2 separate regions of the Homo sapiens genome follow, and region 2 is linked to region 1. Evidence: read pairs that join two places in POLR2A ChIA-PET (ENCODE). Cell type or tissue: MCF 10A. All regions are shown on one strand. Links, peaks and the distances in the headings refer to the core of each region. The heading gives the core; the rest is flanking DNA.

What was found. Peaks named below come from ENCODE experiments on the same cell type or tissue, not always from the same donor. Only the 100,000 strongest peaks of a DNase experiment are listed, where the experiment ranks them.
Region 2: POLR2A ChIA-PET joins it to region 1 with 17 read pairs; 5 of 35 experiments call an interaction of 5 or more read pairs at or near these places.

Annotation. Positions count from the first base shown.
Region 1 is chr5:143,137,308-143,150,169 of GRCh38, reverse strand. It overlaps ARHGAP26 (Rho GTPase activating protein 26), which reads right to left. Exons shown (of 23, transcript NM_001135608.3): 20 at 2,789-2,939. Among named protein-coding and RNA genes, the nearest start is that of ARHGAP26-IT1, 49 kb to the left of the region's middle. In MCF 10A, for the core only: no CTCF peak of the experiment used is centred there; DNase peaks (open chromatin) are centred at 6,939, 7,349 and 9,109.
Region 2 is chr5:143,188,970-143,201,831 of GRCh38, reverse strand. The region is part of intron 20 of ARHGAP26 (Rho GTPase activating protein 26); the gene reads right to left. ARHGAP26-IT1 (ARHGAP26 intronic transcript 1) reads right to left here and starts at 9,332. Exons shown (of 2, transcript NR_046816.1): 1 at 9,200-9,332; 2 at 7,666-7,920. RefSeq lists an enhancer at 831-990. In MCF 10A, for the core only: a CTCF peak has its summit at 9,641; a DNase peak (open chromatin) is centred at 6,141.

The DNA of each region.
Region 1 (12,862 bases), core at 2,882-10,881:
GGAGAGATGGCTACTTCAGGAGTCAAGCTGAGGACCTGCCAAAGATTTAAACCCAGCAGCCTTGCCCTGGCACAGGTAGAATGATGGCCTCTCTAATTTTGATGCCTGATTTAGCATTACATTCATGTAAATAAGAGGGCCCTGATGTCCTTGGAGAATTAGGAAAGATTAGTAATACAGCAAAATGTATTATCAGAGGTACCACTGTATTATGAGTAACAAACATGTTTCTTTCACTATGATTTCTCTCTGGTCATAATGATATCCCAGTCATTATGAAAAATAGTGAAATAAAGGAGTGAAATAAAAAGAACAGATAGCTTCCTGGTGACTGGTTCCCTACCTCATGCATAATTAATAGTCAAGTTAATGGTAATCCTCCCAGCCCACCTTTGTTCTTTATTTTCATCTGCATCATTAAGTGTTCCCACTGGAGGATCTCTGGACACTTCCAACTCAACAACGATGGAGGGAACAAAAGGGTCCACACCTGAGGCTGAGACCCAAGTCGTCTCAGGTGATTGTTACCGTGGCACGTCTGTGTGCCGACAGATTTCTCAGAATCAAATTGCTCAGGGAAAGTACTGTGGGTCCATTTGTTAGGACTGCCTAACAGCCATGCATGATCCACACCAGCAAATCCCAGGCAGAAAATATCAGGGAGACAGGATCCCAGGAAAATCACCTCACTGCCTGGGGTTTGAGAAGTGGCTGCGAGCCTGCCTGCAGAGCTTATGGGGGACTTTGACATGGCTCTCACTCAGGGCCATGGCAGACGCTGGTATCAGGGCTGATGCTGGTACTGCTTCTACCTCAGGAACAACCTTCCCTGACCTCAAGACCCAAAGGTATCAATCAGCGACTCACTCAGCTTGGAAGGACAGTGGTCTTGTTGGAGGCACACCCACACTTCTTTTTCTAATTCTCCTCCAGAGACAATTAGAACCGTTCCTGTTATCACCCTCCCTTCCCCAGGAAAGCCCCCCAGATCTGTACCAGGCAGGCAACAGTCCCTCTGGGTGGTGTGAAGTGGGCAGAGCGATTCCCAGGATGTTATGAAAATAAATCGTATCTAGACACCTAAAAAACAAAAAATCCCAAGCCTTCTCCTCAGGACCTGTTTAAAAGACACACCTCCCCTTTTCCACTTAGCTGCTTAAGCAACCTCTTTGTACACACTGTACTCAGCAGTGACTCAGGGGCCCACAGTTACCAGCCACTGAAAAGAAAATTACAGACCACTAGTTGGTAGCGGCTGGCTAAAATCAGGGGATGTTAAGCAACTTGGGCTAGAAATTCAACCTTGCTCATACAGAGCAAGGAATCACTTCAGCAACTGCTAGGTACAGAAAATTAAACCAACTGAAGAAAAAAACAAGTAAAGAAAATAGAATCTCCCTAAAGTCTAGGAAAGTGGGTATAGGAGAACCTGAGAAGGTCAAACCTCAAGGCAGGGAGGCTCCCTAGGCAAGCCCAGCCATGGAGAACCGGAAGAGACTCACTGCCCATAAGCCAAACAAATTCAATTATTTTGAGGTCCTGAGGCACTGGTCCACTTCTTGGTGAAGGAACATGTGATTTACCACTCAACAGGCAAATAATTAAACTTCCTGAACATCAGTATGATTTAAAGCTGCCAACAACTAAAAAGATCTTATATTCTCAGTTTCAGATTTCATCCTACAGTATAGTCACATTTTTATTATGTACCTCTTAAGTCCATTTGGAGTCATCTCTCCTCCCAAGCATTTAATAGCCCTTAGTGTCTTCTAAGGCAGAAATTATCAGACTCATTTTGCAGATTTGTAAATATCTCACAGCAATTGAATGGCAGGGTGCTGTCATGAAACTATGGCATGTGGAGGAGCAGGAAAAGGTTACCGACATCCTAGCATCTCACCGCCATGCTAGCGTCTCCCCACGTGAAACAACTGCCCTGAAGACAGTCTGTGGCTGAACCTCAATGTATTTTCACTTAGAGAATGGGAAAATCATCTGTTTTTCCTGAGTCTTACATAACTGTAGCCTGAGAGTCCAACTGTTCCGGTCATGGCCTCACATTCTTTCTGCAAAGGCGCTAGTTGACAAGATTTATGGGGTAGTCTAAGGAAGCATGTGAAGCAATGTGGGGTTGAAACCATGAGGGAGAACTTTCTGATCCTAGCAGAGTAGACCTAGTTTCTGTGGAGGGCTAGACAACCAGCCCCCAAACTAATTGTCCTGACTATGGGTGCTCAATGCTGAAAAATAAAGCAAAAAGGGTTCTTCTCTTTCATAGTCTCTGTCAAGAAGTCATAGTCATGCTAAGGTTTGAGGATGTGAAGACACAAAGGGCTCCTGGGGGCTCTTCCTTATGGAAGTGGACATGGAGTTGGCATTGAACATTTCCAACATAGTCAGTGGGGAGGGAAACCGAGACAACATAGATGAGTGAAACAAACTCGGCCACAGAGCTGCTACAGTCCCTGGACGTTTGTAAAACTTACAGAAATTGCTTTTCATGCCTAGCAGCCAGCACAGGCAATAGCTATCACCAAAGCCATCTCAGCAGGACAGTAAATCAAAAATCACCAAGGCTAAGAAGCAGTATGTTAAGAATAACGACTCCCTCTGAGATGATGATGCTTTAAAAACCCACAACAAGCCAGCTGAGCTCCCAGTTTAGGGAGGAGGTTTAAATAATGTTCAGGGGATAATGGTCCAAAGTCAGATGGAGCCAGACAGCAAATTCTAGGTGGAATGGCTGACCAAAGCCCTTGTGGGGTAGGCAGCTGGACATCATACTTACAGTGAGTTGGGCCGGGTGGGTTTGACCACAGCCAGGTCTGGGTCACTGGAGTTCATGTTGGGCTGTAAGCTGCTGCTGGAATTAAGGATGCTGTTTGGATTTGATGAGACAGATTCCAAACTGGAGTTGATGATGCTGTTCCTTTGTTCCTCTGGGGGGGAAAAGCCACAAGTCCCATATTAATATTATTGCATAGGGACAGTCTATTGCTACATGCACAAAAATGTATAAAGAATAAGACTGGATCAAGATCTCTGATCCCAGGGAAGCTTAAGAAACAACATAGAAAAGGTTAAGAATTAAAAGTGGGAAAGGAAGAGTCAAGGGGGAACAGGTGACTCGAAATTTTAAAGCAAACCCCTTTCCTCGTCATAACAGGATATATCTCCCCTTTAATATAAGCCAGGATTTTTTCTAAGAGTGGCCCTACTATGGCACCATAAATTGCATCTTCTTTTGACTGGCAGATTGCCAGAGTAGAGAAAAGCCTCCACAGACCCCTCACATTCACCCAGATCCCCTTGGCTTCTGTGACACTCACCTTTTATTCTAAAACTCCTGCCTCTAATATTGCTCTAATTGATCAGGCCATGTCCCACCTCCAATTCCATAGAGCCTCACCAGAGAAGATCTACTATTTAGCCACCAATGTCCTTACGACTCCACCAGTCTAAATTCCTGACCCTTTCTCAGACACATCTTTCTGTGTTGCCTCTAGCTCCATGTACTTGGTGTTTGACTTCAAGTGAATTCTTTGATAAATCGCTCTGTAATGGGCTGCAGAATGGTTTGCCTATAAACAACAACAAAACACTTGAGTCCATAGTCCCAGCAGTCATATTCATGCTTGGAGAATACTGCCAAGCCAAGAGACAGAAAACCTGAGTTCTCTTCAAGCCCTGACTGGCTATGTGGCCTCAGGCAATTTCTACTTGATCTTGGATTCCTGGTTAACAATCTATAAAATGGGGAGAACAAGAACTGCCTTTCACAGCTTGTGGAACTGTCATGAGGATCAAGTGGGATCATAGGCAGGAATGTATCTTGTAAACTTCAGAACACTGCTCAAAGAACAGAACTTTATGTTCTTCCCATCTTTAAAAACTTGGAATCATAAATGGAAAACACAAATTTTGGAGATAATTTAGCTAAATGGTACCAGCATCCACCATTACTGTAGCAAAATATTATAGATGTGGAATGTGATTCTTGTCCCCTATTTATTACAGATATACCATATTAAAATCAACTGATATTTCTGAAAATTAATTCACTTAAACATCATATCTAGGCTAATCCTGGACCTTTTTGCAGCGAGTCAGGGGTATGTTACAATATATCCCTCAGAGTACAGTCTAGAGTCACTGGTATGATAATTTAAAGGCCAATATTTGAACTCAGGTCTCTTTAGGCAATTAAGAGGGTGATGTGTCATAAAAATACTTTTCCCTTTGCACGAGTCATGTATGTAAAAATAAAGTATGCTTACAAAGTGATTCTAGAGTAAGCCTCACGTTAAATACATACACATTCACCCCAATACCCCTGATATCTTAGCAAATCCTTAATGCCCTAGATAAAGCCCCACAGGAGAGAGAAAAACCCTGTGAGGCTAGCTCCTGACTACTGTACTCAAAGTAGATTTGGAAAAAGTAGATTGAATTGATGCCTGAGATTTAAAACTGTTCATATTTTAAGAGCTTCGTTTTTGAACAGAAACGACAACAAAGAGAAACCAAAAGAGTTACACTGAGCCAAGATGTAGGAGGACTAACAGGGCCTGTAAATGGGAACTTCCTACCAGAAAGAAAAACAACGCTAAGATTACATAATAAGGGGATCATTGAGAGATTGGATGTGCCATTTATCAGTATGAATCAGTATCAGTAAAATTTTCCTTTTCACAAGACACGCATACAAAGATGCCCGAAAGACCATGAGGAACTGGAGGCTACCATATAAAGAGAGAGAGTGAGGACGGTTCCCTGGGCTTCAACTGGAGACATTTACTGCTTCACAGGACAGGAAGAAAAACAGTTGTATTAACTTTAGTTTGAGAAGCTTAAAGGGCTAAGTTTGCATGGCATAATTCTCAGAATTCTTAGGGAACAGAAGAGCATAACTATTGCTCACATTTCTCCTGTGATTATATTTACTTTTCCAGGAGAGGATTATCATTCTACAAACTAAAAACAATATCTTGCTAAAAGTATATTCGTCTTTCTAAAATGTTACCAGGAGATTATTTTTCTCCCTTACTATCCATTAGTAAAGGAGGGTATAAAAATGTATCATAAGGCTTCATAGTTTTACAGCCAAGAGGGCCAAATATGCATCTTGAAAGGCTGACTCTTTATTGGTATCCCTTGCTGGGCCATATGACAAGAAAACCCAGAAACCTGGCATTCCCTGACTATAAAACGACTACAGTTTTGTAGAAGAAAGGTCTCATCATCTGTAGACAACACATAATGAGACTGAGAACATCTAGGTAGAAGATCAAAGCCAAAAGGCTGACAATCTTTACTGACGGTAAGTAGGCAGGTGAGGATTATTCCAGGGAAAGAGTAGAGAATAAGACCAACAGCCAATCAAATGTTTTAGTGGTTATAGCAAACTATACCAAGACAAATTTTACAGCATTTGGAGTCAATTAGGAAATAAGGAGAAAATGAGCCAAGCATAGTGGTTCATGCCTGTAATCCCATCGCCTTCAGAGGCCAAGGTGGGAGGATCACTTGAGGCCAAGAGTTTGAGATCAACCTGGTAAACACAGTGAGACCCCCATCTCTACAAAAAAAGTTAAAAATTAGCCAGGCCTGGTGGTACACACCTGTGGTCCCATGTACTTGGGAGGCTGAGGCAGGAGAACTGCTTCAGCCTGGGAGTTCAAGGCTGTGGTGAGGTATGATGGTGCCAAAGCACTCCAGCCTAGGTGACAGAGCAAGACTCTGCCTCCTTTAAAAAATAATAATAATAATAAAGAAAAAATGATCCCGTAATGTCACTCGAAACAGGAAAGTTTTTCATCAGCTAGGCAAATGAGTACTGCTCCTGACAGAAGCGCACAAGAACAGGCAGCCTAGAAGACACTTTAAAAAATAAAAATTAAAATTAAGCAAATCCTTCAAATAACATAGCTAGACTTCCCTGAGTCACTGATGATTCAATCCAGCTCTGGTATCCTCATAGAAGGTATAAGAAGGACTGATGGCAATTATGTTGCTGAAGGAAAAAAATTATAGGCTAGTGGGCTTCAAAAGAAAAACAGCTAGTTATGAGTCAAGTCAACAAGATCACAGAGGACCATGTCAAAAAGGAAAGAATGCCCACAACTCAGGAGTATGCCTAAACTGGTTGAAGTCAGTGAGAATGCTTGCCCGCCTCAAACATGTTTGTCAACAGGAATCTGTCTTTGTATCAATCACAGAAAACAAGACCTCAGCAACAAGAACATGATAAAATAAATCCCCAAATAATGGTAAGCATGCATTGGCAGTGCTTTCACAAACATATGTTCTATAAGGAGTGACAAACTGCATGTGAACTTGGTCCTTAAGGATGCAAACTACCCGAGGGCAGGGACATGCTGTCTGGCCATACAGCATCCATTAACGTGGCAGGTGAGGTCACCATTAGCCATCCATTCCTGGTGCCTAGCCCATGGGTCACTGACACTAAGGCTCCGTGAATGGTTATAAGATAAATATTAAATATAAGGGAATAATACACAGTCAAAAATTTATGCTGCTGGAACAGAAAGGGGTAGTTTTGCGTGACTGAATTTTTCAGGTGCTTTAGACAGGGACCATAAATGTCCTTGAAACCAAAGTACTGATGACAGTGGGCAGAGTTTTTGTTTTTTGTACAAATCAGGAACGGAAAAACATGAGTATGCAACCAAATCACTGCAACTAAAAAAGGAAAGCCGCAGAATAATTTTGGTGATATTGTACTTGTTCTGGGGGTTGCCATGGAAATCTGGGAGCTAAGCGACTTCACTTTCCATATTTACCAAGTGACTCCGACCCACTCTAATGGCAACCCCATCACACAGGGGAGGCAGGAGCTCTGTTTATCACAGAACCCAGAGGCGAGGCCAGGAAAGCACTCACAGAGCCAAGCCAAATTCACACGTCTTGGCAGGCCCGAACAGGTCTGGCTCACTGAATACACAGAGCTGGAGGGTAAATACGAAACATTTGCGGGAGGTTTCCCCCCATGCATGGGACTCTGTCAGAATACAGGCTAATATCCCAACTTTCCATGGTGCCTAAGAGTAGAGGGCAAAAAGAAGAGGCAAGAGGACTGTTCTTTAACAGCATCTCAGGATGCCTCATAGAGCCAAAAGGAGGGAACAGACTCTCCACATGATCAAACAAGGAGAAAAGGGAGTTACCAGACAGAGCGAAGTTTTACAAAGACAAGGAGATTTATATTAAAAAAAATAGGAAGGCAAACACAAAATACCCAGAGGCTTTCCTGTGCTGTGGTCAGGAGAGAGGTGTACTTTCTCCTACTTGTTAAAGTTTTGCAATGAAGTCTGTAATGTATCATCTTGACAAGATGGGATGATAATAGCACAGCAGCTTAATGAATTTTGCAATAAAAAGTGATGAGTGCACAGCAATTTCTGAGTTTACCATCTCTGGGAAATACCCAAGTACATGGGAAGCTTGGAATCAGACTTTCTGAAGCAATTTTTACCCCCTGTAGCTCTTGTTCCTGATAATAGTGACATGCCAAGCCACACTAAAATCTGAGGTGGTCTCATTTCAGGCTGACCCAGCAGCCTCAGTCCCTATGATAAAAACAAACTTAAAAAGCAGTCTGCGTAATATGTTTGGGTATATAAAAACAGTTTGGACAATGTTTTTTTTTTAAAAAAATCTTAAAAAGGAGTTTGGGTGATGATAGACTCTATACATTGAGTTGAAAAGTAGGCCGGGCGCAGTGGCTCATGCTTGTAATCCCAGCACTTTGGGAGGCCGAGGCAGGTGGATCACAAGGTCAGGAGTTCGAGACTAGCAGCCTGGCCAGTATGGTGAAACCCCATCTCTACTAAAAGTACAAAATTTAGCTGGGCGTGGTGGCGGGCGCATGCAGTCCCAGCTACTCAGGAGGCTAAGGCGGGAGAATCACTTGAACCCGGGAGGCGAAGGTTGCAGTGAGCCAAGATCGTGCCACTGCACTCCACAGCCTAGGCGACAGAGCAAGACTGTCTCAAAAAAAAAAAAAAAAAAAAAAGTGAAAAGTAGAGTCAATCTGTTGTTTTGATCATAGTACATGAAAGATGATATTAAAACCTTTGACAGATTATCTTCAGCAAAACGACTTCTGATTTTGGTTCTGTGTGGACAGACTGACTCCCTGCAGCACCTGTAATAACCCTTTTCTTTGCAAAGGGAAAAAATGCCAATAAAACTGAATTTCATGAGAGAATGGGGAAGTCACTGTGGGTGGCCTGGGATTGCACTGATCCACAGGAAAGAGACGTGGAGGCACAATGAGGAAGACTGGCCCTAAAACACCATTTCAGAAACCGCAAAGGAGGAATGGGCCTCTGATGAATGTTGACTAGGGGGTTGAATGATCAGAGTTAAATGGACACTGTATTACTCACAAGACAGCCCTCTTTTCTATGTGAGACTTGCTTTTAGGAAAAGTTGGTTTCCCGTTAACTTACAGTTGACTGGGATCTGAGGGAGTCCACGTACAGACGGCTTATATTCTTGCTCATTAGAAGGAAACTACACACCTACTTTTATACCATGACTCACAGCAAAATGGGTTTGAGATAGTACATGAAAGGTGCAATTAGGGAGTTTTGTTTTTAATAACTTAAAACCAAGTGAATATATAAGAAATATGCATTTCTCTCCAATTTAGAAAGTCTAGAAAAGCATTTGCATCTGCACACAGATATCCCGTATGGGCCACGCTCCAGTTGTATTCATTTTGGTGTGTAAATGTCCAATCGATCTGCTACACAGAGGAATATATACATATACACACACACAGACATGTACTTTTTTAACGAAGCAGACTCACATCATACTTAATGGTATCTGCTTTGTTCACTTGGTGATAGTGCCAAAAGTATGCGCCTAGAATGGCTTGTTTTCATTTAATGGGTCTAGCTGGAACTTTTTTCCTGCCACCAGCTTTCCACAGCATCATTTTTTAATAGCCACATTATCAACGTGGTTTTCAGTCACGTGTAGTAATTACACATAGTTAACCCAAGAAACACATTACACACCTTCTGCAGCCCGTGTGACAACAGGAATCCATGTGAATAAACATGTCATCTGCCAAAGCAAACAGGTGTGCCCAGGGCACCCGGGATCTGCAAAGGCAACCTGAGAAAGGGCACATGCTACAGCTTTGACTGCTCAGAGAAAGGCATTACGTAAGCCTTTGAATAGTATGAATTCCCAGTCATTTTTCAACAAGGAAGACACACATGAGAAATATATAAGCTGAATTCTCAACCTCTCACTGGGCCTGTCTGGGAGAGGGTCTAGGATGAATTAACGGAACTAAAAAAATTATTCAGAGCTATAATCTCAGCAGCTAGTTAACATGATCCATGTAAAACAAGGCCCAAGAATCCACTCCTGCCCCCACCCCCACCCCCACCGACACTGTACAATGTGTCCTAGGCTGCTGATGTTTTTGCACTCAAGCCTCAGACAGGCTGTCTCAGGGGCCGGGGGGAATCTGCATTTCCCTCACATATGGGCCTCTCTTTTGGAATCTGCAGGCTCCAAAGGGAAGGATATTTCCTTAGTCAGTTGTAAGATACAACTACAGCGTGATGATAATCATCATAATTGTAGCTAACATTTATTAGGTGCTTACTATGGTCTAGGCCCAATGTCAAGTACTTTATATATACTGGCTCACTTAATCATGGCAATTACCCTCCAAGGAAGCTATTATTAGTGATAGATTTTACAGATGAGAAAATGGAGGCTCAGAAAAGGAAAGTAACGTACTCCAGGTCTCAGAGTGGTAGGTGATAGAGATGACATTAAAACATCTCAGTCTGACTGCAGAGCCTCCACTTTCAACCACCATGCCAGGGTGCTCCAAACTCCAACAGTGATTCAAAGAGATGTTCTGCTAATGACAGAAGACAAGCCACCCTGACTGTCCCCACCTTCCCAAGCCAGTACTTCTCTAAATTGAGTTAGCATCAGTATCACTAGGGTGCTTTAAAAATATAGATGCTTGAGCCCCAGCCAAGACCTCCTGACTCAGAATATCCTGGGTAGGAGACCAAGCATCTGTATTTTTAACAAGCTCCCTACAAGATTCAAATGCACACTCAAGTCTATGAACCACTGTTCCAAGAAACGCATTTCAACATCTTGGTATAAATGCTAAAAATTTGGGACAGAATAAATCCTAAGTGTCACTTTGCAAACCCTTGGAAGAAATCTATAAGGTACAAGACCTTGTTGCTGGCTCCCTTCAATCCTTCTGGCTCCCCCTTCTACAGTCGTCCAGAAAAAGCACAGCGTGTGTGTCAGTACCTTTCACCTAGATGTACCAGTACAGTCTCTGCTGGATGGTGTATCTGTGTGGAAACTTGGAGATTAAAGAGTAATCTCCTTTGCTGCCATTCATCTGGGAGCACAGTTGAAAAACCTCGTTCCATCTGTTCGAAGGTGATCGCAAATGAGCGTGAGTGGCTTGGCCGAGCATATTAAAGCTACCATTCAACACATATCGCTCTCTGTGTAGTTGGTGCTAGATTTGGAGGGGAGACTGTCACGTGGCTGCAGCCTGCCAGGACGCACATTGAGGTACCCATTCAATATGGTTCAACTGCCCCCATGTAGCCCTGGAAGCTGGAACAGATGGTTTTCATTGCTTCTGTAACTCAGGCTAGCAAGGTTTTCACTTCTGTAGCTCAAGAACTGACAAAGGTACCCTTTTGGAGATAACAAAGTATAGGGAAGGAAGACTAGAAGACTACCTGGGTACAAATCCCTTCTCTGCCATTTGCTGACAGTGTAACTGCTTAACCTCTTGACCTCAGTTTACTTGTCTGTAAAATGTGGATATAAGAACCTACCTCACAGGATTATCATCAATTGTGGGGATGACACGAGATAATGAGGTTAGTAGGCACATAAGTAGAGCTATAATTATTTTTATTTTTATTGTTATTATTAGATGAGGTTCAAATTTAGTTTGGCCTGAAAGTTCTTTACCAAATGTATCCATTTGTACTTCCACCCCAGCCCCTCAGCATTTTACCGGCAGATGCCCAGCTGAATGAAACTTTGAACTCCAGGTTCTTAAGTGGAACTGGAAACATTTTCCCTTGGAGATAAGGAAGAGTTCGCGGACTAGGTCACAACAGCTAACCCTAAAAGAATGCATCTCCTGGGGAACCATCCCACAATTTGAAAGCAAAATAACGACTGGTTAACAGTGTCACTTTGAGGTAGAATGACAGGGTTCAAATCTACGTTGTTGCCGTGTAACCCTGAGCGTACACTATTTAATGTAAATTTTATTTCCTTTCGACTGTAAAACAGGGACAGTACCTGTGTCATATAATTTTAAAGATTAGTTGGGCTGTTGTGGTGCACAATGTCCAACACAAGAAACCACCTGGTAAGTTATATAGTCATAGATATTAAACACAGACAAGAAAAAAATCAATTTCTAGGGAAAACGTCTTCCAGGTTCAGTTTGGCTAAATCACCTTTCTACAGTTCTCTCCGCAGTTCTACAGACAAGAGCTGCCCACTGCTACTCACAGAGAGACTCTCCCATCACAGACCACCGTTCCTATCTATTGGGCCAGAATGGGACCCTTCATATCATTTTGTATCTTTCTCAAAACTCTTCCTTTCAGAAAACCTTCCTTGACTGTCTACAGATAACTTTGATATCTAGCTCCTTCCTCACTAAAATATTCAGTGGTTTCCTGATGGTTTGTATTTGTTGCTACGATGCTTTCTAAATCCTGCATTTCCCCATCATTCCCTTTCCTCTTGTCCACAAAGTTTTCATCTCAGAGGCTGCTCCCATTTCACTCCTAGCCCCATTTCCATCACACATTGCCTATGATATGAGGAGCGACTTGCTGTCTTATAACTGACCTAAGTCCCTGCCCAGCACAGAGCATGAGAAACCATCAAGCTCCTCATTCTGAGAATAGACCACAGCTTTACGTTTAGGAAAAGGAAAACAAAACAAAACAAAACACAAAACCACCTAGAGAAGACTATACTAATACCCATAGATTAAAGAGAGAGAGTCGCAGGCAGGGACCTGGGCACACAACTGGTCTACTCACACTGTAGGAAAAACCCCTTCTGGCAAATAAGACACACATCTATGAGCATATTCTAATATCCCAGACCATGAGCCTGAAGTGCAGGTGCAAAGGCAGAGGCCTGAGCCTGAGGAGCTTCTTCTCTGGGAAGGAAGAGGCAAATGACAATCCAAGGCCAAGATTCACCTCTAAGAGCAAACAGTGGGCTCCAACTTTTGCACAGAGTAAGGACACTGCAGAGAGGCTGGGAGAAAAATGTATGCTGCCAACAGCACCTGGAGTCTCTTTGAGGGAAATACCTAAGTGAGCTACTCTGGAAGCCTCAACCCCACTAAGCATTTCAACTGCGGACTGGAGAGAGGACTGACAAATGGAATGCCAAATAAACATTAACTTGCAAGTGCATCAATGAAGAGAAAAAGGAGAATGACTGGACTCAAAAGGGATCAGGTGGACAGACTTATCAAAAGAAATGAGGTTCTGAAAATGATCGCAGGGCAAGTGTGAAGGTAGAGGAGAGGTATGCGGGAGTGCGCATGTGCATGTGCCTATGGGTGCATGTGTGCCCTCACAGCATATCCCTCCAACCAGGTATCTGCTCTGTGGCAAGAACCTGAAGAAAGGTAAGGTCGCATCAAACCAGGACAGGTGTCACTATGAACTGAAAGGGCACAGCAGGAAACTGACATGAACGGCAAGTGTCCACAGCCCACTGACAATATCTGAACCCAATTCTAGTTGAGTGGAGGAAAGGAACTTGAGTTTCTATACTT
Region 2 (12,862 bases), core at 1,887-9,886, 53 kb before region 1:
CTATCAACAATACTACTGCACATTTTATGTACTGCAAAGATGCATGTCGCAACAGAAGGACTGTAAACAGACAAGAAATAGAGAGTACATTGTATTTTAGTTCTGATGCAAAACTAAGGGTGTATGACTATGTGTTCTCATACTCATAGAACACATATGTGAGATATAAGACGCACAGGGATGGTTATTATGGCCCAAGACTCTTTGTAGAATCTTAAATTCTCCTTTCACTACAGAAGTGTCTGGCTGTAGGTTACTTAAAAATGACAACGGCAGACAAAAATAAATACATAAATAAACAAAATAAAAATCTTGCTCCCTCCTGCCCCTCACCAAACCCAAAACAAAACAGACAAATTTCAAAATGGTCAATTTCACTCCTGGCTCTGAAACCTCCAATATCAAATTTGCAACCCCTTTCCCACTAATGAAGCCAAGGATAACAAACAATTAAAAGAGGAGAAAATGATTTTATAACTACAATTTTAGCAGATGACTGCTAAAGGCATTCCTACAACCCTCAGAGTCCAGATGGGTGTATTAAGCTGAATGCCCAGTGCCCCTAAATATTCCTGGGGTCCTGCCAGGCCCCCACATCTAGGCCCAATGACAGCAACAACACAGCATACACTGTAGCATGCAAGGAACATTTGCTGGTCTGGTTTGGATTCAACTGGTAGGCTTACATCCACTTTAGTTTGCTGGCCCACAGTGTCCTCAAAAGGAGTCAGACAGTCCCAGTCAGTCTCTGAAATTCACTGGACAGTGAAAGAATAACGGTTTAGGAAGATAAGGCTAAAAGGCTTGGCAGCATAATGGGTTGTGGCTGATAGTTCAAGTACAGTGTGTAGCAATATCATCAGCTTGACACCCTTCTGTGGTGACTCACTTGAATGATGGAACATCTGCTGGACCAGCCAGGGCATGCCTGCCATACTGTGGCAGGGCTGCCCAGGCAGGCTCCCAGTCTGACAAGGGATGTGGCAGACCCTCTCTGATCTCCACACCACAGTAGTAGAGCTGCTATAAGATGAGAGGTTCTGTAACTGGAGGAGTAAGCTGACCACGAAGAAGAAAGTTAATCTTTCAAAATTCTAATAATGAAAATTACTGACGGCCTTGTAGAAAATTGGAAAATACCAAAAACCAAGAAGAAAAGAAATACAACCATACATAATTTATGCCACTGATAATCACTGTTAACACTTTGGCATATTTCTCCTCGCTTTTTTTTGGAGAATTATACTACACATGTAGTTAATACCCTCCTTTTTTTCCCTTAATAAGGCATTTTCCAATGCAATTATATAGCCTTTGATAACATATTTTTAAAATGGCTACAGGCTGTTCTATTGTATGGTATACTCTGATTTCTGTAACCATTTTCTTATTGTGTATATTCAGACTCCTATCCCCCTTTAGCTATTATAAATAGCATTGCAACTCACATCTTTGTAGAGAATCCCTGCCAGTGTCTCAATTGTTTCCTTAGCATAAATTCCTGAAAGTAAAATTAGTGGGTCAAAGGCTAGGAGTTTCTTTTAAAGGTGTTGATATACCGTGCCAAATAGCTTTCCAGAAAGGTTCTACTGCTGTGCATTTCCACCAACACTGACAATTCCTTCTCACCATTACCCCACCAACATTGAGCATGATCATTAGAAAAAAATTAGATGAACATTTTTTCAGTGTTCAGAGGTTACCCTGGACTCTTTGCTTTCCTGGTCTTTTCAGTGATGTACGAATGAATACAATTCCCTTCCTGTGTTCTGTTTCCACGTGGAAGCAATGTTTAATTTTCCAAAGGGCATTTTGACAAGAGGGTTGTGTGGGGAAGGAGACAGGCTGATGGATAAAGAGACAGATATCCACAACCTGGAGATGTGAGACCCCCTAGTTGAAAGGTATGGCTGCTCCCAGAGGAAAAGAAAGTAGTGGATTTGTAGCTTAGTGTAGGACTTTCAAAACAAGGATGAAGTCAGAGGGATAAGGCACACAAGGAAGGGCCTGAGAGTCTTGCACTAAGAGTCTCCACAGTGTCAGACTTTGGAGAAGCAGCAAAATTGGCATTTGCACGTCTCTGCCAGGCAGTGGCCCATGATCTGCAGTCCAGGTCCCCAGTGATATGTCTCAGGCCTGGGCTGAGCCTCGGATCACCGGCCCAGGGCTGGTCTTTATGCTGTCAGTTCCCCTTCCAGGTTAGACTGTTAGGTGGTGATGGTGCTATTAAACTAACAGGGGGCGGCTTTGATTTTGCCCCTATGATGAAAAAGAGAAGAAAATTCCATGAAAATCTAAAATGTCCTATCTAATCTAATCCCATTTCATTGAATTCTTCTTCCTTGGAAAATATCCCTTTCTGGCTTGACTTAAGGTAAAGGGAAATCAAACTTTAGCCAAGAAAATAGAGCCAAAAGGAACAGTGGTAAATTGGCTACTGGTGAACCAGACCAAATGACACAAAACCAGTTTTTATCTGTTGAAAATCTGAAGACATATATTCCTTATGTGTGTCCACTCAAGCTTTTACAACAAAGAAATCCTATATAAGTCCTAACCTCCTGGATTTTCAGTATGTACTTCACAACTTTATGAGCAGAAAAAATCCACAAGTCCCTGAGCTTGACTGTTTCGTGTTCTTTTCTACTACTCATGTGCAGATGTCTTTGCACAGATTATTTCCCCTCATCTAATATAATTTAACATGCATTTTTATTTAAACAATGACAGAGTTCGGTTTCTTATTTTAATGAAACTAGTGAAATCCCCTTAAGGTCTTAACAATAATAGGGAAATGCATTTTAAAATACTTCTTCAATAATTTACTTTAAAAATAGCTTGACTAGTTTACAATGCAGCGGTTCTGTTTTCTAGCTTTAAAAAATAATTCTTAAACTATTGGGTACTGTGGCCACCACCTGGGAGATGGGATCATTTGTACCCCAAACCTCAGCATCACACAATATACCCATGGAACAAACCTGTACATGTACTCCCTGAATCTAAAAGTTGAAATTATTTACACAAATAAAATAATTTCTGAAGTTTTAAATAAACTTTAAACTTAGATGGGGTGAGTAGGAATGGTAAGTAATTCTATGATTTAAACAAAATTCAAGATTTTGGAATAGCGCATACATCATCCTTAATGTTCCCCAAGTCAATAATCCGAATCTTTTCTCACTGAATAATACAGAAATATGAGGTAGAGGGAAAAATTCCAGATTGGAAACAAAGACATCTGGACAACAGTCCTAGTTCAATTGCTCATTGTACAGAAAAACCTCAAGGGAAAGGGTCAGAAAGGTTAAATGGGCAGAATGCTTCTATTGTGCACCGTGGCTCACAATACTTATTGACCTTAATATTCTTTCCTGTTGAACCTAAGTGTAGCCTCTCAATCTTTTCCAATACCGCATTTCAGGCACAACAGAACTGCCTAGAATAAAAATTTCTCTCAACTAAAAAATTTCACAATATGTGAATTTATTTGTAAGAAAACACTAAAGCATTTTGGGGGCATTATAAAGTGTTCATATGGTAACAATTGCTATCTCAAAAGATCTGAATAGTTGCTAAGAAATCCCAATACTTCCTTACTAGGCATATAACTCTTAAATTGAGTATGGTACAATTGCCTTTCTCCACATAATGAAGATATTGTGCTTGCCAAAACAAATTCACTCAAGTAACATACAAATAAAAGGGACGCAATAGTGCTACTACATCCAATCTTTCGTTGTTCTGGGGTATAATCTAAAGCCACTGTTTAAATGCTAGAGATGTTTAAACATGATTCTTAAAATCTGTAAGCAAGAAACTATGACTGCCTCAGGGGGTTGAGAGTGGGGAACTGGATGTACAGATATGGACTAGACATTCACTTTTTTATTTATACTGTTAGGAATTTATCATGGGCCTATACGATTTTATGCTACTAGTGGAAAGTGCTCTTTTATACACGGTGCTAGACTAACTGGATATCTATATGGAAAAAAATGACAGAATCCCCTACCTCACACCATACATAACAAATGTGTTCCAGATGGATTATAGACCTAAATGCCAAAGGCAAACAATAAAGATTTTAGAAGAAATAATTCCAGAAACTGAAGGTTCCCAAACAGGGGTTGGAATTTATCCAGTAGGGCATAGAGAGGGCATATCAAAAACAATATTAAAAGGGTAAAAAGGCAGCCTACAACATAAAAATGAACAAAGGGTTTATAACCAGACTATGTAAAGATTTCTTACTGGTGAGTAAAACACAACCAAGTGGGAAATGGGCAAGAAACCTGAATAGGGATGTTAAAAGAGAAAATCCAAAAGAAAAGGCACTCAACCTTTCTGTGCTGCAGGAAATGCAGATTAAAACCACAGTGAGATGTTACTGCACACCCACCAGAATGACTAAATAGCTAACATCAAAATGCTGGAAATACCAGAGGTTTATGAGAATGAGGTACATCTCATTCTCATCTGTAACTCATATTTTGCTGCAGGAGGGGTGTAAATTGCTACAATCATTTTCAAAAATAGTGTAGCATTATCTAGCAAAGGTGAAGATACCATTCCCTTGGACCCAGTAGTTCCATTGCTAGACATACACCCCAGAGAAAGGTGTGTTATGTGTACACTGGAAGACATGTATTAGAATGTGTAGAGCAAATTATTTGTAAAAGCAGAAAATGGAAATTCAAAATTTTAGAAAAAGTGGAATAAAAAAATAATTTTTGTGTATTAATACAATGGTGCACTCTACAGCAATGAAAATGAACTACAGCAACATAAATGACTTAAATGTGGTTGAGCAAATGAAGTTGAACTCAAAACAATAAAATGTTGCATTTAGGGATATATACAGTCTATCCTCATTATTTCCATATTCCTTATTTGCAAATTCACCTACTTACTAAAATGTATCTGTAACCTCAAAATCAACATCTGGGGTGCTGTTGAGGTCATCCGAGGACATGTGCAGAGCAGCAAAAACCTTGAGTCGCCCAACGGCACATTCCCAGCTGAGGTCAAACAAGGCAAAGCTCTGCCTTCTTGTTTCAGCTCTCATACTGTAAACAAGTGTCTGTTTGAGGTCTACCTAGTACCACATTTTCATGCTCTTCAATGGTGATTTTGCCATTTAAAATGGCCCCTAAGCATACAGCTGAAGCACTGTCAAATGTTCCTAAGCACAAGAAGGTTGTAATGTGCCTTATAGAGAAAATGTGTGTGTTAGATGAGCTCCAGGCATGAGTTAACAGTGCTGCTGGTCCTAAGTTCAATGTTAATAAATCAACAATAATATTAAATGAGGTGACTTTAGGCAGAAATACATATAAAACAGGGTGGTGTACTGATCAGGTGATGAAAATGTTGTGACCAGGGGCTTACAGGAAGCTCACTCTGTATTTCCCCTCCATGCAATGGCTTAGTATTCAGTAATTCCGTGTTTGCAGTGACTTTATAGAACATGACTACCGCGAAAAACAAGAATGGACTGTATTTATGAGGTTAAAATATAAATAAAAACTAATTGATTGCCATAAACATGAGATTAGAGCCCTTGTGGGGAAGAAGAGGACTGTGATGGGGGAGGAGAAAGCAAGAGATGTGGACACCAGCAAGGCTGCAGTTCTTAACCAGTGGGGGGTGAGGGGGTGGTTACTAAATAATAATTTAGTATTATTTAGGGGGTGTTTGCTAAATAATAATTTGTTAAGACGTACATTTATATTTCATGTACTTTTTAATACACGTTCAAGCCTATCTTAAAACATATGAACAGTAAGTACCTTAACATATTAGTAGCATTCCCTGGGTGATGAGATTAAAGGTAACTTTTAAATAGCTTTATTTTTTTAGAGTCGCTTGAGGTTCACAGCAAAATTGAGCAGAAAGTACAGAATTCCCCTATATCCCTTGTTCCCATACGCAAAGTTTTTGTGCTTTTAAAACATATTTTTGCAATTAACATGTTACTTTTATAACCACAACTTAATAAATATTACAAAAAAAAAAAAGTCTCCCCAGCCACCCAAACTACAACTTTTACTCCATAGAAGAAGGATGTTTAATAGAGGCAAAATGATAGTTCAGCCTTTGTTGCACCAATCCACGGTTTAGGTTGCATAATACAGTTGGCAGCTCCCAACTTGTACTGTTTCTCTGCCTACTGCACTGAGAAATTATGTTGACTCTTTTAGAGACTTTTTTATTTTGGGAAACTTATTACAGTAAATCAATGGTCTCTTCCTTTTACCTGGGGTAGGGGGACGTCAAGGAGGATGTCTCTGATGTAGCATTCTGAGTAAGCTGCACAACATGTTAACAACACAGGCTGAGGGGCATTGGCTCTCTGGCATACTTTCCTGTATGGTCTACTTTCAGGGAATATTTCCTGTTTGGACTAGGGGGAGGAAAAAGATTTAATAAGAATCTAAATGTCCACTGCTGAAAACAAAGGAGTAACTAAAATTAGCAGCAGTGGCCCAAGGCATTTCAGCTTACAGGTAACCCTGGAGAGGAGATTCCTTGAGTAAGGAGCCTACTATAATATTTCACTATGTTCAGGACTTTTCAGCAATAGAAGCAGCACTTCTGCAAGGACAATGTCCAGGATGATTAAGTTAAACTCTTGCAAATGCACGAACCTTGGTCCGGATACCATGAAAGGCAGATGAGACAGAGAGAGAAAGAGAGATGAACTTTGATGAAAAGGCTAAAAGTCTCCAAGTCTCTTTCTTTCCCTCCAAGCGAGTAGCAGCCTTCCCTCTAATTCTGGTGCTTATTTAGTAGTCTAAACATGTGGAAAATTGTCTCTGATCTGATTTTAATCTGTTCAAGCTTCTTCTCTACTCCATTTATATCTTCCACACCTGGCCCTGCTCCTTCAGCGTGACCATTCACAAACCTGACACTCTCCCTGTGTTCCCGCTGGCCCTCCACAATGGCTGGCGCAGGCTGCCATGGAGGAATGTAATCTTACTAAGCCTCATGGTGATTTTTACCCCTTGTTCATTTGGTTCTGAGGAGCTTATTGACTTGACTGGAAAAAACTTTAAATGATTTTCCAGCAAAATCACCCTTTCCGCTGGAGAAAAAGAGTTTCACCATCTGTGAATAAAAACAAATTGAAGGAAAATCATTTTTATATTCTCTTCTAGTTCTTGTCCTTCAAAACCAAATATCCACAGAGAAGTCAATGAAAAATGGACATGGCAAAACACAATTCTGATCTCACAAAATTTTTTTTTTTTTCCAAATCTGAGGTGGATCCAAATTTACTCTGGATAATCTACAAGTTACTAAGCAAACTTATAGTGCAAAAAGGTTTCATACATAAATGCTTAACTTAAGAGAACTATTCTTGGTGAACATTTCGAAATTCAAATCTGATGATTACATCATTTCTCTGCTTAAAACACTTCAATGCTTCCCCATTGCTCATAGGATAAGGCCTTCTCACCTAGACTATTATAAGAATCTCCAGCCTGTTTTCTTTACCTTTTACCATTCCAGTCCATCCTACTGTGCACTGTAAGTACAAACACCTGCTAAAGACATAGCTTAATAAATATTTGTTGAATGTTGTTGAATGAAGAGCATTTTCCTGCTCATAAATTTCTCATTACTTAACGAATGTAGAATAAATTCCTTACTCTGGCAGACTGGAATATGTAGTTACAGTTTATTCTAGAATTTTTGCATTCCCCTTCTTCTGGTTCACTTGGAGAAGTTCTTTTCCATCCTAAGTGACCCAGGTGAGTCCAGTGTCCTGCTGATTTCACTGCAGGGCAGGCATGTGATCCAGGCTGGCCACAGTGGTCAGTGTGGACAACTGACCCTTGTTCATCTGTGGAGTCTAACAAAGTAGTGCCCCCTTATCCTCGGTGGTTATGTTCCAAGATGCCCAGTGGATGCCTGAAACCGTGGATAGTACCAAACTATGTATATACTATGTTTTTTATATGTATATATCTATGGTAAAGTTTAATTTATACATTTAAGCATAATAAGAGATGAACAACTACAATGATAAAACAATTATAACAATATAATGAAAATTATGTGAATGTAATGTCTCAAAATATCTTACTGTACCATAAACCGTAGCAGCCTCAGCATATATTTTCCCTTCCTTAAGTCAGTAACTTTCACCTTTTCACTTACAGGAAGCACTTTACGGCTTCTCTTTAGCATATGCAAATTGCCAGCATTACCACTCTTGGACTTTGGGGCCACTGTTAAGTAAAGTAAGGGTTACTTGAACATAAGCACTGTAGGCCGGGGCATGGTGGCTCACGCCTGTAATCCCAGCACTTGTGGTAGGCCAAGGTGGGTAGATCACCCGAGCTCAGGAGTTCGAGACCAGCCTGGCCAACATGGTGAAACCCCACCTTTACTAAAAATACAAAAATTAGCCAGGTTTGGTGGCTGTATACCTGTGATCGCAGCTATTCAAGAGGCTAAGGCAGGAGAATCGCTTGAACCTGGGAGGCGGAGGTTGCAGTGAGCCGAGATCGTGCCACTGCACTCCAGCCTGGGTGACAGAGCGAGACTCTGCCTCAAAAAAAAAAAAAAAAAAAAAAAAAGAAAAGAAAATAAGCACTGTAATACCTGGAGTCAATCTGATAACTGAGGTAGCTACTAAACAACTAAAGGGTGGCCAGTGTCCACAGTGTGGCAAAGGGATGATTCCTGTCCCGGGGAGCAGGACTTCATCATGTGGGGAGCAAGACTTCATCATGCTACTTGGAATGCTATGAAGTTTAAAACTTACAAATTATTTGTTTTTATAATTTTTCATTTAATATTTTCAGACAGTCATTGACCATAAGTAACTGAAGCCAAGGAAAGCAAAACCGTAGATGAGGAGCGCCTACTGCATATGAATGCTCTTCTTTCTGGATCCAACAATAAAATGTATTGGCTTAGGGTGACCAGAGATCTTTTTTCATGTTACATGGCCAACATCTGTCTGCAAATGAAGTTAACATGAAAAAAAAAGAGGGAAGAAGAGCCAAGCAAAATGATAATTTGGGCTCTTAAATCCAAATGTGCTGAGGGTTAGATCCACCATGAGACTTCCCAAAATGTCAGCTTATGACTTCCATTTTTTTCCCTTAAGCTAGCTGGGTTTCCTCATTCCAAGGCGTTTCACAATAGAGCCCCAACTCCCCTCTCAGTACTCATTACTTGCCTTCAAAGTCCCCAGGGGTCTCCAAGTCAGCAAACTTTTTCTTAAGGGGCCATAAAGTAAATAGTTTAGACATTGCAGGCCAAGAGGCAAAACTGAGAATATTATTTAGCTACTTATATAACCATTTAAAATGTAACAATGGAAAAACACTCTTTTCTCACAAGCCATAGAGCAAGCAGGCACCTGGCTGGATGTGGCCTGTGGGCCTTGGTTTGCCTACCCCTGTTCTAAACAAATGGCTTTACTTGTGCCATGAGTATGCTTTAACCTTTTGCACCTCCATGTTCCTGCTGGTGCTGCTGTTCCCATCTGAAATGCCTTTCCCTTTCCTGTAACCACTGCTCATCCGCCACTCAAAGCCCATTTCAAATGCGACCTCCTTCCTCAGGCTTCTTTGATATCACGATGAGTTTGATCTTTCTCCAGTGAGTTAGATCTTTCTCCTTGGAATCTTCAAGGGCTGTGTTTTTCTTCCCGTCTTGATGCTACATTGAATTGCAGTTGTCTTATCCCTCTTTTATCTCTTGCACACTGTGAATGCTTAGAACTGACAATATCTAAAGACTGTATTTTTAAGAAAGACTCCACAGGATCAAGTAAATAGTTAAAAGAATGGAAATGGATCTACCAGAAACCAAGGGTAAGACTGCTGGCAGACAGGGAAGGCAGACATTTCTGAGTCAGAATTATCTGATGTCATAAAACGGTACAGCTCTCATTCTGGTGTTGTCACGACAGCTCCACATATGGCCACTTGTCGGCTTGCCTAAGACAGGCCTGACAAATACGATGGAAGGGGACATTCAGACATTTCATTTCTGGTTGGGAGGGAGACAGGCACATTGGGCATAAACTTGGATGAATGCCTGTGTTTCAGTATTCATTCTCAGCCACCCACTGGCATTGTTCTTGCTCCTGGCTACTGGGTGGTGGCGCCCAAACTCAGTCATGAGTGTCCCACCTTCATGACGTTTGTCACATCTGTGTATCACATGTAATTTTAATACATATTTTCTTAATATTTTCTTTAGATTGATCTCTTTAACAAATGTCTACTTTAGCCCATTGCAAATAATATCTCATTATTATTAGTATATAGAATAAAGTTCACCCAAGCACCACTTAAAGCTATTTCAGCTATCTCAGTGTCACACAGCTCACATTTTGGAAATTTCTGTTCTCGGCCACTAATCCTTTTATACCCTCTTGTAAAAGTGTGGCATATATTTTCCCAAGATCTACTTAATTATTTGGAAGAGCCAATTTAATGAATGAAAAGCATATTTGTCCACTCAAGCAAGGTGTACACAGTCATTTAATGTTTCTCTCTTAATTTTGGTATCATTTGTCTACACTACCTACAGAATAATAAAAACAACAACAGTTATCAACATTTAAGGAATGCTTTGTACTCCTGGGAGAGTTTAAAACAGCTTTATTGAGGTATAATTTATATACCATGAAATTTATCTGCCTTACTTAAGTGTACAACTTTTAGAATACTGATGGAGCTGTGCAAGCATCATCCATATTCAGTTTTATAATGCCACCATCACCCCAAAAAGGTCCTTCCTGCCATTTGCAGTTAAGCCCTGCTCCCATGCTCAGCCACAGGCAACCACTGATCTGCATTCTAACTCTAGAGATCTGCCTTTTCTAGATATTTCACAAAAGTGGAATTGCATATTGTGTGGTCTTTTGTGTCTGACATTTCATTTAGCATGTTTTCTGAAGTTCACCCATGTTCTGGCGTGTATAAGTAGTCAATTCATGTTTATTACTGAATTCTATTCCATTCTATGGACACCATGTTCTTATTGAGTAGTAAGATTTCTGCATAGATTCTGGATACAAGTTCTTTATTAGTGATAATATTTGCAAATATATTTTCCCAGTGTGTGGCTTGTCCTCTCATTTTTTCAGTGGTGTCTTTTGAAGGGCAAACATTTTTAATTTTGGTCAAGTTCAATTTGTTAATTTTTTTCTTTTTAAATTGTGCTTTTGATGTTAAATCTAAGTATTTGCCTAACCTACACATTTTCTCCTATGCTTTCTTCTAGAAATTGTCTGGGAATATCTTTATTTCACTTTCATTTGAGAAGAATAGTTTTGCTGATCATAAAATTCTTGGTGGACAGCTTTGTTTTTTCCTTAAGCACTTCGAAAATTCAATGTATATCTAGCCACCATGGCGCACAGAGCCTCCCTCTTATGTTCCTGACATGCTGCATCTGCTACTCAGGCAAACTGCAAGCACCCTGCCCCGTGCAGCACTATTCATAATATGTGCCCTTGCCTGCAATCTACTGAAGCATTTTTACTTTAAGAAGCATGTGTTGGAAGATATAAAAGAAAAATATTTAAAACTGTTTATGAGCAAATTTCCTCAAAAAGCTTCAGAAGCTGGTCCATTTGTGCCATCTGTTATAAGAGAAACTAGAAACCACCTGTCTGTCTGCCTGAGCTCTGCTCTTACCAAGGAAGCTGTAATTACCTCTTTGGTGAAGGATTTGAATCATTACAGTAAATCCTTATTCAGCACATATTGTATTAGGAAGGCATTCTGAACCCCAGAAACCAGGTCTTTTTTTTTTTTTCCCCCCCCTCCTTCTGTCCTCCAAAGATGTAGTAAAACCTTAGCTATTAGGAGCCTGGAAGAGTGAATTGTGCCTTAGCCTTGTTTACTACTCAACAATAAATATTTAATAATCAAATATTTACTTAGCACCTAGTACATGCTAGGCACAGTTGTAGGCACTGGAAACACAGCAGGTAACAAGCCAAGCAAGCCCTCTGCTCTCAGGCAGCTTACATTCAAGTTCAGTAGGCTTCAAGGTAGGGTGGGCGAGAACACAGGCTGGTGGAGGAGAAAAATATCAAAGCTCCTATTGGCATTTTAAATATCTGATTCTTATAACATTTATATTTTTTATGTTTTCTAATGTGTGTAATATAGCAATTACTAAGGCAGGTATACACTTTATAATTAAGTAAATAAAAACAAACACTTATTGGAAGTACATGCTTTTTGATAATATTTTAATTATTATCCTAATGGAAAAAATTTAGGAAATACTACTTATGAGTGTGTAAAGCAGAAAATAAACTCGTAAACAACCAAAGAAGATAATTTTAGGTGGTATTAAGAGCTATGAAATCAACTAAAATCAAGGCAGTGTGAAAGCAGGTGCCTGGGTGGGGAGGGTGTGTGGGTGTAATTTGGATTCTGTGGCTAGGGCAACTTCTTTTGGGTGACATCTGAGCCGAGATCTCAACAAAGTAGACTGCTGAGGGCTCACTGTCTTAAGCCCAAGTGCATCTTTTTTATGGTTAAACATTTAGGATTAAAACAAAGCTAACCCCCATTTCTGCCTAAGCTCCTTCACAGTCTCTTTGCTTAATCACAGAGACTTTTCCCAGAATACTATGTGAACTTAATGGAAAGGGTCCTATTTTGAAAGAACTGTGGAAAGAAGATCAGTGGTAAACATTGGCCTGTCTGTAGCAGAATTCCCAGTAGTAGCTGATAACAGCAAAACATACTTTTCCTGCAAGAAATTGTTTCTTGGTAAAGCTAAAAAGTCATTCTGTTTAGGGAAACAAATGCTTGCCTTTTCAATGAAGTCTCTGTGCACCCTTAAAAGAGTATGTCGCTTGTTCCAT